2 separate regions of the Homo sapiens genome follow, and region 1 is linked to region 2. The links are chromatin loops, found by intact Hi-C in ENCODE. Cell type or tissue: OCI-LY7. All regions are shown on one strand. Region 1 overlaps TVP23C-CDRT4 (TVP23C-CDRT4 readthrough). Region 2 overlaps PMP22 (peripheral myelin protein 22).

Region 1 (2,500 bases), 270 kb before region 2:
GAATGCTTTTGTAAAGCGATTGGTTATCCCAATAGAATATACATCACTTTACACCTATTTTTTGTGTGAACATTCTGTTATGTAAGCATTCGAGCATTGTTTTTTCTCCAAAAAGTGCTTTCCACGAATTGTTTCATCCTCGTGACATTCTTAGAATGCAGAAGCTGTTGTATTTAGTAAACTGTAATCATTAAGAACTTGTATTTGATTCAGGCAGATCTGAGTTGTGGATCCAGTTCAATATCCTTTTTTAGATTTTGAGAAAGTCACTTATCCCATTTTTACAGATGAAGCAGCAGGCTGAGAGTCATAAGCACAAGTAAATACTTACCCTCTTGAGGTGGAAGGAGCTTGTGAGGATTAAATGAGATAACTCATGTAAAATGTTCAGTATAGTCCCAAGCCCACAGTAAGCACTCGATAATGGTAACTTGCTCAGATGGAAAACCGAATTGCTAAGCTAAAGTTGCAGCAGTCAGGAGAGCTAACCCCTAGTTAAGTGGCTCCTCTTTTAATTTAGATTCTCATCTAGTATATGGCATGGATAATCCAAATGCAGCAAAACAGTCAATTATAGGAAAGAATGCTGATTTCATTTTATTTTTTATTTTGTTTAGAACAAGTTAAAGATGATAGAAGTAAAACTTTAAACAAAATAAATGTAACAGAGCAAAGAATGATTCATGGGAATTGGGCTTTGCTCTGAAACATGGGCAGTGAGTATTTACAGGCAGAAAAAGGCTGAAGAATGCAGAAACAAAGAACACAAAGTGGATTGGTTTTTTCAAAGTTACTTTCCTTGTGAAGGTTAAAGTAGGGGGACTTCCTTATCAGGCAGGCTAAAACTGGCTGTTCGGAGATGTGGCTATTATCTCCCTCTCGCTCCTGATTTCTTGGAAGGTCAGATAACAATGTAGTTTTGGCTTGGTGGCCTGGAACTTTACCGTGAGTAACTCCATTTTGGTTTGGTCTACTGGGGCCTAGTGCAGGAACTTACTTCAAACCAATGACCTCCTATAAATTTTATTTAACAGAGATCATAAGTTTATGAGCCGGTAACTTACTATAGCATTCATTTCTAATTTATAGTTAAAACACATCCTGTTATTTATTTTTTTCACATAATTGTTGAAATCCAACACAGCTACGAATGAGTCTTAATGTTTTTTAAACATTTCTTCTAGGATGTTGCCTTTCTCCCCAAGCCCCAGTTCTCTCTTGCTTGTAGCTTGCACTTGGTCCTCTAGATGGCAATATACTAACATATGATGTAAATGAAACCAACGCATACTGGAGCAGCCAATTTACTTGGTTTAGTAAGAAATGATGGTTTTCCTACAAGTGGTGAGTTAGGACTAAATCCATGCATCTTATTGTGAAATTAGTCAAAATCAGTGCCAGGGAATGAATAGATGCTGAATAAATAAGTACAATATAATACCCACAATGTACCAGAGATCAAGCAAGACAGGTACTGTAGACACAGTCAGACATAAGAAGAACTATGAGTGCTATGTGTCTGGCTTCCTGATCTCGGCAAACCCTGCCATTTAACAAGTGAGGAAACTGAGGATTGGGGGATCAGTAGCTTTCCTGGGGTCATATAACTAGAGAGAGGTGAAGCCAGGACTTGTCAATGGTGAGGCTTCGATGATGAGCTTGAATTTAAGATATGTCAGATTTGAAGCCAATGGAGCATATCAAATTAGCAAAGTGCAGTGGAAACCTGGAACTCAACCTCAGGATTAGGCCAAAGGTATACATTTAAGAGGCATCTCTGTAGAGCAGAGTTGAAGCTGTAACAATGTAGGAGTGGTCTACAGCAACTGTGTCTGTTAAAGAGCTGATAACTGAAGTGTAATTCCCAAAGACCAAGGTGATATGGCAGCGGGTAAAGGGCATACGCAGTGCAGACAAACATGAGTTTAAATCCTGGCTTCATACTTACTTGCTGTGTTGGTCATGGGCATTTAACTTCTTAAATATCATGAGATACTTAATCTCTTTGACTCTTTGCAATGACCGTGTGAGGGAGATACTACCACCATTTTACAGATGAGGAAACTGAGGGTTAGAGAATGTAGGAGTTGACCCAAGGTCATGGTGCATCTAGTACATGATGGATCCAAGGTTCCTATCTGGACAGTCTGCCTTAGGCTTACAGTGCTAAGCACCACATGCAGTTTCCCCAATCATACACCTTAGGACACCACCTTTGTATGTGGGTCTCGTGCCAGAGATGAACGTGGGCGCATGCACACGCGTGCATGCACACACACATGCACACACACACACACGGAGAGAGATTTATTTCAAGGAGTTGGCTTACACAGTTGTGGGAACTGACAAATCCAAATTCTGTAGGGCAGGCCAGCAGGCTGGAACTCTCAAGCAGGAGCTGATGTTGCAATCTTGAGGTCAACTTTCTACTTCCTCAGGAAAATCTTAGTTTTGTTCATAAGGCCTTTAACTGACTGGCTGAGACATTCCCACACAGTAA
Region 2 (2,500 bases):
ATGTCCTGCCCCTTTCTGCTGCAGTGACAGTGGGGCTAGCTCACTGCACCGTCAGTTACATGGACACAAGACTGGCTGCCTTTCCAGGTCTTGGGCCTCAGTGATGCCACCTAGCATCAAAACCTTTGAATGTTTCCTTGTTGCAAGATGGGGACTTGAAGCTATTTGCAAAACCCTAAGCTAAGCCTTGGGGTCCTTAATCCAGAAGATCGTATTTCTCCTCTGTCCTCAGCATCTTTGCTTGTGAGATATGGAAGCCAGGCTTCATGAGGGTCAAATTAAGGGATAATTGGCAGCAGAAGCACCAACTAGGTACCCAAGGCACCCAGAGGGAAAGGAACACCCAGCCAGGAGCCCTGTGTGTTTGGATGCAGACAGGTGGAGGTAAACAGGATGAGCTGTTTTGGTGGCTGGGTAGGCCATAGCGATTGATGTTAAGAGCCCGTGGACCTGGATCCACATGATCTTTTGTTCCAGAAGATGTGTCCTCAGGCTGGAAGGACCTAGAGATACAGCAGAGCTTTCCTAACATCCTGGGTTTAAAAGGCCACGGAAATACAGCTTTAAATGTTGCTGGAGCTACTCATAGATCCAGTATATATGTTCAAGATGCTACACCAGACGAGAGAAACCAGTTTAGATCCAGTTCAGTAAAACAGGCAGTGAAGTGGCCTTTGGTCCTGGCTTTGCATAATCCAGTTGCTTTGCTGGACTTTCCCTCTTACAGCTCAGTACCCAGTAATACCCAAGCATGTCCCCAGCTGAAGCATTATAAACCAAATTCCTTGAACCACAGTACAAATAGAAACTGCTAAAATAATAATTTGGTAATTTACATGGAGAAGATACGCAAGGAGTAGAAAACCCTGCTTTATGTTTTTACCTTCTGGGTTGGGGAGGGAGCAGAGAAAAGGTCCCAGTCCTATTGGAGTGAGAACAGTGCTTAATCTTGTCTCTGAGTGTGTGAAAGGCATTGAATTAAAGCCATCCCAGAAATTACGTGGTGGGTTTGCATGGTGAGTTGGCAACTGAGTAAATGAAATACTCATGAGTGCCTGAGAATGTGACCGTAGCACTGCTTGTCCCCAAAGCCACAGCATCCGGTTTCTCCCCCTTTAGGGTCTGGCTGAAGTTCCCGGAGCACTCCGGATGGGAGTCTCCGTACTCGCTACTGACACCTGGTGGTTACAAGTAGTGACTCAGCCCGAAAAGGGCAGGCTTTGGTGCTCACAGGCGCCATCCCCAAGTGGCATCTGGCCACGCGGCTTGGCACAGAATCCTGGACTCTTGGGCCCGGAAGGGGGCAGTTTTGGCAGGCGTGTTAAAACCCGGCGAAGTTTCAGCAGAAACGAGGCGGCAGAGGAGTTGCTAAGTTGTGCTTAAACCATCTGCAGGAAAGAAAGCAATATTGACCTGTAGCATGTTACAGATTGACATTTGGTGTCTTCTGCCGTTGGAAATAGCTGTCAGTTGGTGCTAGAAGCAGATCTCAAAGAGGCACTAGGGTTATTTTAATCAGGAAACTTCTTATCTCTCAACTTGTTCCTTCTGTGCCAAGCTCATGTTCTTGAGTTCATTTACAATGCCTCCTTAGTGTGGGTTTCAAATCTGCCTCGTTGCTTTCCGTGAGGACCCCAGAGTGTCTGTTTTCCACATCTCCCTTCTCAGCTCTCACAATCAGGGCATTTTGAAAACATCTGGACACTGCACCTGAACATGCTGGGTTTGTTTTCACGCCACTCAGGCTTAATCTAAATTTGAAATTTCCATTTACACTTCCCCAGTAGTGGTTATCTCTGCCGCTATCTTCCCCAACGTGGCAGCACTTGCTACGACTTCAGCCTTAAGTGGCGAATCCTCCAGGGCCTCTTTGATTGAGTTTAACAATTGTGGCTGCAGACAATAAGCTGAAAAAAATGTGTACTTTTTAAAACATTATACTGTCTTTACAAATGAACTATGCTCATTGCGAACCATTTAACTTGTCTGTATTTGCTCTTAGAAAGTATATTTGAAAAAAAATACTTGTTAAGTAATCAAAAGTAATTTGTTATTGACATCGATTTGTGAAGAATATGTTGCAAGTGTGAAAAAATAAATAGTGGTGCAATCTCGGCTGACTACAACCTCCACCTCCTGGGTTCAAGCGATTTTCCTGCCTCAGCCTCCCGAGTAGCTGGGATTATAGGCGCCCAACACCACGCCTGGCTAATTTTTGTATTTTTAGTAGAGAGGGGTTTCATCATGTTGGGCAGGCTGGTCTCGAACTCCTGACCTCAGGAGATCCACCCACCTCACCTCCCAAAGTGCTGGGATTAGAGGTGTGAGCCACTGCGCCATGTGACTTGGTATTTTTTTCTGAAAGGACTCATTTTTCTGGTGCATGACCATGACACTTCACCTCTCTCTGGGGGTTGCCACTCATGTTGTTTTCTACATGAATGGGGCCTCCTGGCATCGTGCCATGAGGCAGTCTAACATCTAGGTTGTGTAGTTTGAA

What was found. Hi-C counts contacts between places; a loop is a spot of excess contacts. Peaks named below come from ENCODE experiments on the same cell type or tissue, not always from the same donor. Only the 100,000 strongest peaks of a DNase experiment are listed, where the experiment ranks them.
Region 1: a loop joins it to region 2, with 11 times the contacts of the local background. A loop is called at or near these places in 8 of 110 quality-filtered maps.

Annotation. Positions count from the first base shown.
Region 1 is chr17:15,525,463-15,527,962 of GRCh38, reverse strand. All of the region lies in intron 4 of TVP23C-CDRT4 (TVP23C-CDRT4 readthrough), which reads left to right. It also overlaps a transcript of TVP23C not described here. Among named protein-coding and RNA genes, the nearest start is that of TVP23C, 37 kb to the left of the region's middle. In OCI-LY7, CTCF peaks have their summits at 1,054 and 1,253 (motif pointing right); a DNase peak (open chromatin) is centred at 1,262.
Region 2 is chr17:15,256,204-15,258,703 of GRCh38, reverse strand. The region is part of intron 3 of PMP22 (peripheral myelin protein 22); the gene reads left to right. Among named protein-coding and RNA genes, the nearest start is that of MIR4731, 5.8 kb to the right of the region's middle. In OCI-LY7, CTCF peaks have their summits at 982 and 1,194 (motif pointing left); a DNase peak (open chromatin) is centred at 1,173.